2 separate regions of the Homo sapiens genome follow, and region 1 is linked to region 2. Evidence: read pairs that join two places in POLR2A ChIA-PET (ENCODE). Cell type or tissue: MCF 10A. All regions are shown on one strand. Links, peaks and the distances in the headings refer to the core of each region. The heading gives the core; the rest is flanking DNA.

What was found. Peaks named below come from ENCODE experiments on the same cell type or tissue, not always from the same donor. Only the 100,000 strongest peaks of a DNase experiment are listed, where the experiment ranks them.
Region 1: POLR2A ChIA-PET joins it to region 2 with 5 read pairs; 2 of 35 experiments call an interaction of 5 or more read pairs at or near these places.

The regions. Positions count from the first base shown.
Region 1 is chr4:125,184,858-125,189,857 of GRCh38, reverse strand. No RefSeq gene overlaps it. Among named protein-coding and RNA genes, the nearest start is that of FAT4, 130 kb to the left of the region's middle. In MCF 10A, for the core only: no CTCF peak of the experiment used is centred there; DNase peaks (open chromatin) are centred at 1,907 and 2,417.
Region 2 is chr4:125,097,946-125,105,241 of GRCh38, reverse strand. No RefSeq gene overlaps it. Among named protein-coding and RNA genes, the nearest start is that of FAT4, 210 kb to the left of the region's middle. In MCF 10A, for the core only: no CTCF peak of the experiment used is centred there; a DNase peak (open chromatin) is centred at 3,281.

The DNA of each region.
Region 1 (5,000 bases), core at 1-5,000, 86 kb before region 2:
GTTCTGCTCCAGCTCAACTCCACAAGTACTTAGGAGGAATTCTCTGGCTCTCTAGAGCACATTTGTTCTGTGTTTGTGCAGGAAAACTCAGTGTCTAACTGGGGAAACCCTGAAGCCACCAACCTCACTTCTATTGCTCACCTCAGGCTCACAGGAAGGGCACCCTATGTGATGTTCTGACAACTCCCAGATCAAAATAAACCTTATATGGAGGCCATAGAGAATATTTGACACTCTTCTGATTAGGTTCCTTATTTAGAGAGTATTTTTGGCATGTAGAGCAAAAAATATTCCCGATTTTGTATTAGCAAATACCCCATGACATCATTAAGAAAATTTTATACAAATCTCTGGCAGCCTTTCTATTACTACATGAGCAAAATTACATTCATGATTGCCAATAAATTAGTCAGGATTAAAGGGAGAAAAAGCAACTCTTTGCAATTTCTCATCTATAGTGGTCTATCTTCTAATATGCGTAGATAATTGTCTATAGTAGGTGACTCAGAGCATGAAGATGGAGCAGGATGAGAAGTTTGCACTGAAGGCCTTTCTCTGAAGGGCAGCCTTGACCCTTTAACCCTTCACATTTAGAGACTATGGTGAACCAATGTAATTGGAAGCAGCAGTGTGGCAGGGGGCTTGACAACGGAAGAGGTGCAGATAGAGAGAAAAGCCAAAGACCCACTGGTCTTCCTAGCATTAAATCATTGGTTCTTACATTCTTATGCTGAAAAAGCAACAATGTCTCCTCTGCCCCACTAAGGTTATTTATTCCCTTTAAGGATCCACAGAGTTATCTTCCACTATTTTCTCCCAAGTCTGTTGGGATTCACTCTTCCAATATCAGGGTTCCCTTGGAGAGACAGTTTCCCCAGAACTATATTTAGATCTAGCAGATTCCCAGATTAGCTTTCCTTCTCTCTACTCTGGTGCTAGAAGCCACAGGCCTAGGATACCCAAGCCAATGCATCAGTCTCTTTTCTCTGGGGTGGAGGTGCTTTCTCCAGGCATTTCTACCTTTTAAAAGACAAGGGCACTACCCCTATTAAAACTGATAATTCATGTCCTACTGTTTCCTGTAGAAAACAGGGACTTTAAACTATTCAATGTATGTTTACTTATACTCTTCTCCCAGTGCAGCTTCTGTTTCCAACTTTCCAGCAGATTTTCAAATGTTACCTTTGTTTTCCTGGAATTCATGCTTTTTGTTGTTTTGATGTTGTTCTCAGATGGGAGGGATCTAAAGTATTAACTGGAGAAATACAAATTTTCTGCCTACCTCACTTATGGAAAGAAAGATGGAAGAGTGAATGAAACTGTCAGAACACTTGCCCCTGGTTTTACATTTCGTTTGATTTGTAAATAAGCCATTAATCTATTTGAAAATAAAAGGTTAGGATGGGCGCGGTGGTTGACACCTGTAATTCCAGCACTTTGGGAGGCTGAGGCGGGAGGATCAGGAGGTTAGGAGTTCAAGACCAGCCTGGCCAATATAGTGAAGCCCCGTCTCTACTAAAAATACAAAAATTAGCCAGGTGCGATGGTGCGCGCCTATAATCCCAGCTACTCAGGAGGCTGAGGCAAGAGAATTCCTTGAACCTGATAGGCAGAGGTTGCAGTGAACCGAGATGGCACCACTGCACTCCAGCCTGGGCGACAGAGCAAGACTCTGTCTTGGGAAAAAAAAAAAAAGTTTAACATCTTTGCAATGAGAAGCAAGAAGTGAGCTTATCTTGTATTTGCTTAGCTGTTTAAGCAGATGAGTTAGAATTAGAAGTCATCCCTCTGTTACTTCTCTGTCATTTGGCTTGACCAAAATGTACTAGGAATTGCCATTACCAGCTTCTACTGACAATGTGTTCATTGGCCTCTGGCCACGGAAGTCTGCACAACTAATTGTCCAGGCTTGTGACCTTAATTGCCTCTGGCTAACATTGCCATGGAAAGCCACACATTGAAAGATCTCCAGGACTTACTTTGTGGGTTTTTTGCCTTTCAGCTTTTTAGTCACAGCTATAAATCCTGTATTGCTTACACCTGGGAGCAGTGATAATAACCTCTGGCCCGCTTCACATTGTTCTCTGAACCACGACTCTAGGCCCATGGAAATTTATTTTTCACATATTTTTGAGTAGGTCTTTGGTTTTATTGAAAAATTTGAAAAGGTACACAGAGTAACTAAGAAAACCAGCATTTGCTAAATTCCACAATGAGCGAACTGTTATACAATCTATTTTACATAGTAAAACTGTATCTGCCAGTATCCAGGAAACTACTGTGGAAAAAGAATTCAAAACCCATGTTCTTACTATCACCCAACACTGGGCATGGATCATTTCCTTTCTTTGCAATAGATCTAGGGTAAGGACTTTAAGATGTGATGCATCAGCCATTCTTGCAGTAGGAACAAATATCAACAAATCAAGTTCTAACAGGAGTTAATAGAAAATGTCAAGAAAGCATTATGAAATAGGGAAAGAGAAATGAAATGGTAATGACTCAGAAGAAAACCCTTCCCTGAATTGAATTCAGTTTATGACACAAAAGAAAATGTAGAACACAGTTGTTTCTTATTCTTAGTACTTATAAAGTATTACTCAAATCTTTAGTTCTGTTAAACAAAGACATGCTTGGATAAGAAAAGTATGAAATTCAATGTGAAATAATTGCCAAATAAAATGTTCAATAGAAAGAATAAAAAGCAGATTTACACCAAAGAAATTCATATTTGCAATTTAGAAAATGTACTTTAAAGCAGTTCCAGAATCTAAAAAACAATAGAGATGACAAATATGAGAGCAGCACATAAAAATTTAGACTTAGGGGAACTCTTATACACAGTTGGTAGGAATGTAAATTAGTACAGCCATTAAGGACAACAGTATGGAGGTTCCTAAGAAAATTAATAACAGCTACCATACGTTCCAACAATCCCACTTCTGGGTACATATCAAAAGGGAAAGAAATCAGCATATTGAAGAGATGCCTGTACTCCCATGTTAATTGTAGCACTATTCACAATAGCCAAGACATAGAATCAACCCAAGTGTCCATTGAGATTAATGCATAAAATGTGATATATATACACAATAAAATATCATTCAGCCACAATACATGAAAGTCTGTCATGTGTGACAACACACATGAGCCTAGAGCACATGCTGTTAAGTGAAATAAGCAAAGTACAGAAGGACAAATATTGAACATATAATCATCTCACAAAATAATGGGTCTGAAGGTAGACAGTTTCAGGATATGTGTGTGTATATATATAACATATATGTGTGTATGTACATGTATAATACGTACACATATATTTTATATATTTGTGTGATGTATATAGTGTATATAATACATATATAATATATACATTATACACATATTAATACACATACATTATAAATATTACAATGTACTTATACATTATATACACACACATATATAAAATATACCTCATAGCAATTGTAGGACCACACATTTGGAGCTGTGGAAACAAATCCATGATCATGAGTGAAAAAGCCTGAAGGAAAGAATCAGCGAAAGGAGTATCGCAAAATGACAAGGGATAAAAAGAACTTATGCCCTTGATGGTATCATCCCAGAAATATTTCCTGAAACCATCTACCTTCAGTCTCATTATTTTGTGAGATAGTTAATTGTTTTTATTGGCCAGGCACAGTGGCTCACACCTGTAATCCCAACACACTGGAAAGTGGAATCCAGAGGATTGCTTAAGCCCAGGAGTTCCAGACCAACTTGGGCAACATAGCGAGACCCTGTCTCTACAAAAAATATACATATATTTTTAAAAATTAGCGGGAATGTTGGTGCACACCTGTCCCAGCTACTTGGAAGGCTGAGGTGGGAAGATCACTTGAGCCCAGGAAGTCAAGGCTTCAGTGAACTTTGATCATGCCACTGCACTCAGGCCTGGATGACAGAGCAAGACCCTGTCTCACACACACACACACACACACACACACACACACACACACACACAAGAAATGTTCTTATTGCTTAAGACACTGTTAGTCAATAATTTTTTGTTACCTGCAGCTCAATGCATACATATAAAGTGATGTGCAAAGGTAGATTACAGAATTAAGAACTTAACTAACAATGAATAAATTATAAATATCTAGGAAAAGGAAAGACAAAGCAGGCCTCTGATCCACCATAAGTAGAGAAGTCCTGAGATAATAAGAAACTATATATATATGTAGTCTATATATATAGAAACTGTATATATAGAAACTATGTGTATATATATATACACATATATATATATATAAATTACAGCATCAAAGCAATTTTAGAAAAGATAACCTTGTTGACAAATATAATTTTAACAGGAAAAATTATCATGACTTTAGAATCCAATCAATGTAGTGAAATGTACTCAGTGTCATAATAGAAATTTCCTGTAAATAACAAAGTGGATCTGTAATCAGAACAGACACACTATGTTCCTGAAAATAAATCAGTTGTTACCTGAGACATATATGCATTATTGATTTAATTTCAAGGATTAAAAAAAATTCTAGAGACATGTAAGTAACTAATAAAAATCTTACACAAGGGGGAAATCTATCTGTCTCCAGACTCCTCTGCATTTGATTAAAAAGTTATTTAGTTAAATACTTATAATTAAGCAATGATCCATAACTTCTGAGAAGAAAAAGTGACCCGCAATTATTCATATATAAAAGAAGAGAGAAATTCCCAAAGATTTCAGGAAACACAGTACCTCTATACCCTTTTTTTAAACAAGATAAAGTGAAAACCCCATTGTCCATGACAAAATCCAGTGGACAAAAGGATATGAGAAGTCAATATAAAAGAATTGGTAGCTTTTACTATATATATATTTCACCATAAATATGTTGCCATACATATTGTATATATATGTGTGTGTGTATATATGTGTATACGTATATATGTGTGTGTGTCTATGTATACAAATATATAGTAAAATAATGTAAATATATAGTGAAATA
Region 2 (7,296 bases), core at 1,361-6,360:
ATGACAAGGAGCACAGTGTATCTTTCTTCATTACTCTCCTTTAAGTCCTGGCACCTAGAAACTTGCTAATTCTGTGCGTATACAAGTTCAAAGATTGTATTAAGTATCTAGCATCTGAGGAGCTTGGGATGATTTGCAGTGGCATTAGATACGCAAAAGTTCTAGTAGAAATCAGATAAATATGGCAGATTTACTACAGAGAAGTATCACTTCTACTTCTCAAAACCTCATTAAAGGAGAGTGATAGCATAAAAAGGTATAAACCCACAAGGACAAAGAAATAATGAGATGACACTGGAGATTTAAATAACTCTTTGAAATACAGGAAGCAGGGGGAGGGAGGATGGGCAAATTACTTTAAAAAGTGAAAACTGTTATTACCTAAAAGCCTACAGAGTTGGGGAGCAAAAAGTACCAAGGAAATTATTTTTGAACCACAAGGATGACTCAGGACTTGGAAGCATACGGTAACAGTGGAAGGTAGCGGGGATGTTCAAGACTGTAAACAGAGTGGTTTAACACAGATTTTTCCTTTTTTTGCCCAGTAAGCCTGGTGTATCTGTCTCTCTCACACCCATCTGCCTTACCCTTTCTGCAGCTGTTTATTTTTAATTTCTCCTGCAGGTGCTTTGGACTCAGAGATGGAAAGTATAGCAGAAGCTGGGGGTGAAAGATGACAGTAGAAACATGGAGATTAACTTTGGATTCCCAGGCCCTTCCCTCTGCCTTGCTATTAAAATGCATGTAGCAGGCAGACATTTATGAAAGAGGAGCACGGGGGAAAGCAAACGAGCATAGGAAGAACACAAAAACCAGAATAAAACAAAGAGAAGGGTAATCAAGTGAGATAATCCTAATGCTGTAAAGACAGGGGCACTCAAAATAATCACTGCCATCATATTTTCATTCATTTACTTTTGGTATGTTATGTTAAAGACAGGTTTGCAGTAAAGAGTGCTTTTCAAACAAAGCAGGTCTCTGCTATATAAATAAATCACATAGAGCTCTAATAATGAATAGTATATATACCATTGGATTTGGTAGTCTAACAATGTTAAGTAGTATGCCTCTTTTTAGCAATTTCATATGGTAATAATGACTGAGAATCTATTTATAATACAGGCTATTGTATCACCCATCTCCCTGTAAAAATGTTTGGTTAATGCCTTTTTTTGGAAAACCATAGGCCTTACTAAAGTAAAAACTAAGCTTTCCATTTGTTTTATTTGTTTTACAATACATGACAAATATTAGAAAAACATGTACACCATTATTGTGTTGTTACATCCTATTTTGTTTCTAAAATGGCGTTTGTTTGAAATAACTCAATAATGGTAATAATAAGCCTCTATCAATCATCTTACTTGAAATGAGACCACAGCGTTTTAAAACCATAATAGCTATGTCATTAAAGACAACTGTTTTTCTTTCATTTGGTTGCATTGGTCATTAATGGCTGCTCAATGAATAGATGGAGGAAAGAAAACCTGAGGCAAAAGGATCATAAAGTGTTATTATTAAAAGCATATTCCTTGGCATTTCACTTAAATTTACATTTCAATAGATTCTTCTCTGTTATACAATTGTTACTCGCTTTTTAAAATCATTTTTCAAACATTGTATCTTTGTATCTTTTTTGTTTATCATGCAATAACAGTTTCCAGAGCTTCTGTTATAATAAAATCAGTGGAATAGAAATGCTTTGACCTCTGTAATATGCACAATAAAGACTATGGTAAGAAAGTCACAAGCTTATGTTACACTCAAAGACAAAAATTAGGCAGAAAACAACTTATCAACCCTGCCTGCATCTATCAGCTCTTCAGGGAAGAGCATCATTTAAATCTCCTTCTCAACCAACCTGAGTAGAAGAAATATATTCACTTACCTGTCTAATCAAACAGCAAATGTAATAATTTGGCATGATTATGAGAAGAGGAAAAACTTTGTAGGCTATCAGTTTGATTTCATGATTTTTCAACATAATTCATTTCTAACAGCATGGTACATATTCTAAAGTAATTCATAAGGGTTAGTCTCTATTCTTTGAGATTTACATGGCTACTAAGGGATGTAATAAGTCAGGAAAGATATAGTACCTTGTAGTAACACTATGTGCCATAAAATGCTAAGAAGCACTTTTATGCCACTCCTTATTTCCTCCTAGGGCTCAGAAAAGGAGTATGTGGTACCACCACCAAGAATGAGAATTGATCTGCTAGCATTGCCTTTGTGTAGATTATAAAACCTGCATCATCTAAAGCTAACCTTTAGGCAAGTAGATGTCTGACTCTTGCTGAGGCATTTTGATGAATATTGTATTTGTACCACGCCATTAAACTCTAAACCATCACTACATGATGCTTTATAGATAAAATGTTTCATTAATTCTATATTTTGCTCCAATCTCAGAATGCAATTATAAGAATACAATTTTTTTTTTTTTTTTGAGACAGAGTTCACTCTGTCACCCAGGCTGGAGTGCAGTGGCGCTGTCTAGGCTCACGGCAACCTCCACCTCCTGGATTCAAGTGATTCTCCTGCCTCAGCCTCCCGAGTAGCTGGGACTACAGGCATGTGCCACCACACCCAGCTAATTTTTTTTTTTTGTGTGCATTTTTAGTAGAGAAGGGGCTTCACCATGTTAGCCAGGATGGCCTCGATCTCCTGACCTTGTAATCTGCCCGCCTCAGCTTCCCAAAGTGCTGAGATTACAGGCATGAGCCACCACTCCCTGCCATAAGAATACAAATCTAAAGATTTTTGTCACAGTTGACTTTTTGACATCACAATCCTAATAGTATTTTAGTTACATTAATGAATAACAGTAACTCTCAAAGATAGATTTTTATTTTCTAGTTTTGTAGCTACTGTGAGATTGGCAAAATTTCTGTTAATACAGAAGGAAATGTTCATATTTAAATTTTACTCATAATCTTAGGTAGAAATACTTCATATTTTGTCATCATGGAAATACTAAAAATATAGATTTATCACTTACATGACAATGCCTAACTTTTAAAATATTATACCTATATTATATATAGTGGTAAACTGCAAGAATGATATCCTTTCTTTCACTTTCCCTCCATGATTCACTGGTAGAATAATAGCTACCAGTTTCTGAAGGTTTGCTATGGGTCAGTATATGGATTACACAATTTACATATTTTTAATGCACTATTTATAACAAATGTGTGAAGGAAGGTGTCATCATCCTAATGTTTAGGTGATGAAACTGAAATACCAAAAGGTGAAATAGTTTGCCCCTAGGCAGTTAGAAAAAGGAGCTAAGATTCAATTTGGCATCAGATTCATCCCAAAGACTCCGCCTGTTGACTATTTCATACTGCTCATTTGTAATGGGGAAACTATTTCATACTGCTCGTTGGTAGTAGTGCAAACTCATTTAGGTCTCAAGGCCTGGGAATAATTCTCTATGTCTTGTGACTTTGCCTTCTGGGTGCATTTCTTTGCCCTTAGAGTTACTGTTCTTTTTTTTGAATGAGTAGCGTGTGCTTGCAGCTGAGTAGTGTTATCAGCCTGTTTCCTGCCTGTAGAATTTGGGGAGTCTGATAGATTTCTTATATTATGTCTTCTCTCTGTCCCTTTCCATTCAGGTTGGCAGTGTTTCTGCTGGGATAACATTCTCAGGAATGTTATCCATGTAGGTCTTCCATGTGTGTGTCCTAGATTCACTTAAACAGACAAGAGGCTTGTCCACATATCTTTTCTGGATAATCCCATCCCTATTTTTCATTTCTGATGAGTGAGGGAACCCATAAGTCATCTGCCTAATCCTTTCAGTGAGCCCTCTGTGAGAGGGAACATTCTGACCTTTGGATTTTTCCAGGCAGTAGCAAAAGGTTGCCCAGCCACACCTTTGGCTTTCTCTCCAGAGCATACTTTTCTGGAATGAATCTCCTAATTTTGGCCGTCTGAAAAGGCTGATAATTTCCAAAATCATCAAGTCTAGTTTCTCTTTGCTTAACATTTCTTCCTTCAATCCATCTCTTTCCTCTTACATTTTACTATAAGCAGAAAATGAAACCAACCATCCTTTCAACTCTGTTCATGGAAATCTCCTCAGCTAAATGTTTGAATTTATAGTTTCCATGTTTCGTTTACCATATAACTGCTTGCCATATTACTTGTGTCGGACATGTGTCAACTAAGCTTTCTGCCACTACATAATATTATATGATATTTCCTCCATTTTCCAATAACATATTCCTCACTCTACTGTTCAAAGCAATCTAGGCTGTTTTCATCATGTCCCTCAAAACTCTTCCAGTCCTGCCCACTGCCTAATTCCATAGCCCCTTCCACATATTTTTTATTTGTTGTAACCCACTTCCAGGTACCAAAATTAACATTTGTTTCTGATGGTTGTTATAACTGATTACCACAAATTTAGTGACTTAAAATAATACAAGTCTCATGGTTTTGGAGGTTAAAAATCCAAAATAGTCTCACTGGGCTAAAATCAAGCAGTCAACAGAACTGTGTTTTTTTCTGGAGGTTTTGGGAAAGAATCTGTTTCCTTACCCTTTGCAGCTTCTATAGGCTACCTACATCCCATGCCCCATGTCCTCCTTCTGTCTTCAAAGCCATCAACTGCATCACTGATCTCTCCTTCTGTCATTACACCTCCATCTCTGACTCTGACATTCCTGTCTGCCTCTCACTTGTAAGGACCATTGTCATTACATTCACTGAGTGCAACGTAACAATCCAAGATAACCTCTCCATCTCAAGCTCTCTAACTTAATTGCTTCTGTAATGAGGATGTGGGTGTCTGTGGCCAGCCATTATTCTGCCTACCTAGGTGTTCCTGGGCTAAGTCTTCCCCTTTGCACTTGGGGGTCCACAATCTGGTAAGCAGTTGCTCACATGCTTGGTCCAAGGAATATACTTAATACAGTCTATCCACATACACAGAGCTGTGTCTCAGATATTGTAAAGGGAGGGACATAATGGAGGAAAAAAGCAACTATCACAATAACAAAGAAAATTCTTAGCAGCTGTCCACGTCTCTATTCTTAGTTATGAAATGTTCACAGAACAGCCATCACACAAATCCAAAAATCATCACTGTAAAACAGAAAGACCAAAGCATAGTATCTCTCTCTGAAAAAATAGAAATAACTTAGCAAAGAGAATTCTGAGAGAATTTTGAGAAGATACACTACAAAATAAGGAATGAATTCCCTGACAGTGGAACAATTCCTAAAACAGAAGATCTTATATGCATTAAATATATATGTAACTTTATGTACAAACAATGAAAGTTGAAAACAGAGAAACATCCCATATTACAGACATTAGGAATAACAGAGAAAAGATAAACTATCCAGAGGACCTAAGCAGTCAGTGCAATATCCACTAAAGTAAAATCTCAGAGAGAATAAAGAAAATGGAGGGGATAAAATTATTAGAAAAAAAATCCAAGGTATATATTTTAAGATGGTCATGCCTCATTGAGCACTCACTCAGTGACTGAAAAAGTGACCTCCAGACACATGCAATCACAAAATCTTCAAGATTCAAGGAAAATAGAAGAACAAAAAAGACTAACAAATAAGAATGACCTCAGAATTCTAATTAGTAACACTAAATTCTAGAGAAAAAATAATGCCTGAAAGTTATGAGAAAATGTTTTTAAACTGGAAGTAATTAGCCAGCCAAAATAATTTTTAAAATAAGGCCATATTAAATTAGATTTTTCATACATGTATTTAACCAGGAAGCTTACTTTTTTGGACCTCTTTTAAAAAGTTACTTGGTGATAAATTTTGATCGTATACAATAAAAATGAAAAGGTTACAATTAAGTAGTTATCATAGATTTCGCAGAACAATGGGCTTCACCTATGAGTGCAATGAATATACGTCCTAGAATAATAGCTATCTGATAATCCAATACATAAACTGATGTAAATTAGAAAAATAATTTAGCAGGCTTTAAAAAGTATACCTCAAGAAGAAATTGGATTTGTCTGAGCAGAAGAAAATTCTTAACAACAAAGTGAGCATATAGAGCACAAACTTTTTTCTTTTTGTCAAAAAGAATAAACATCGTTAGGAATTACAAGGTAAGCAAATGGTGATGAAATCATAAACTGGGATGTAAAGTATATAATTCTTTTACAGTGTAATAATGATGATGACAGTCATACAACTGGGTGTGTAAGTCAGGTAGAGCATTGAAGAGGAACTAATTTCCTCATTGTATTTCACAGAATGGCAATAGAAACCTGAAATTTGATGGATCAAGAAATAGTGATGCACATTATAAAGCTTACCAATAGCAAAACAAAATGACTAAAAATATTGTAAGCAGAGGATAGGAAGTTAAAACAGAGTAATGCTAGTTATATTCCTTATTTTCCATAAGAGAAAATCAAACGATGCAGTTTAAAGACGATGAAACAAGGCATAAGGTTAGACTTACAGGAGAATCCACTAGAATCACACAAATATATAATGGTTAAAACTGGTAGACCTTGGAAAGTAGGACTCTAGAAGTTTGCAGAAGTGCAATTTACAATTTTACATTATACCGCATTAGTTTTCTTAGGTTTATTTACATTTGTAATGAATAAAAAAGCTTATAGACCTCTCTTCCCCCACCCAAAAGAAAAATTCAACTCACCTCATTTATCCTCCAATCTTTTGGAGAACAAAGTCAACACTGGTCTATTCATCCCATTAAAAAAAAAAAAACTTTGCACTTAGCATCATATTTAATTTATTATTTAGTTTATATACTTATAAAAGTATTTTATATACTCTTATTCTGTCTTTGCAATTCTAATATCTTTTAAAAAACTAAAGAATAATTCTATATATATGCATTTAGAATTATGTCCTGTTTCTAGTCTCATGAACTGCCAAGTCAATGGTAGATAATTTATATGTACTTATTAATAGAATTATCTTCAAACTAGTTGACAAATAGAAGCTAGAATAAACTTAATATATAGCTTTGAGCAGAGTAAAGAGGTAATCTGAAAAAGAATGGAATCATCAGGAAAAGAGAATTTTGATCTCTATTTCTAAATAAATGATTAGAAGAATAGAGAACATACATGTCTCTGACTTCCTGAAAAATAAATCTGTCGACATCATTTCTCAGAAGAAAATAGAATGGGCTACCCCTTATATCTCACTTAAATTTTAACCACTTCAGCATAATGTAAAACTGCCAGCAAAATTGTGCTAGACTAATTGCCCATTCAAGTGTATTCCCTTCCACAACACCCTATAGAAATGTTGCTCCCCTTAATTGCAGAGG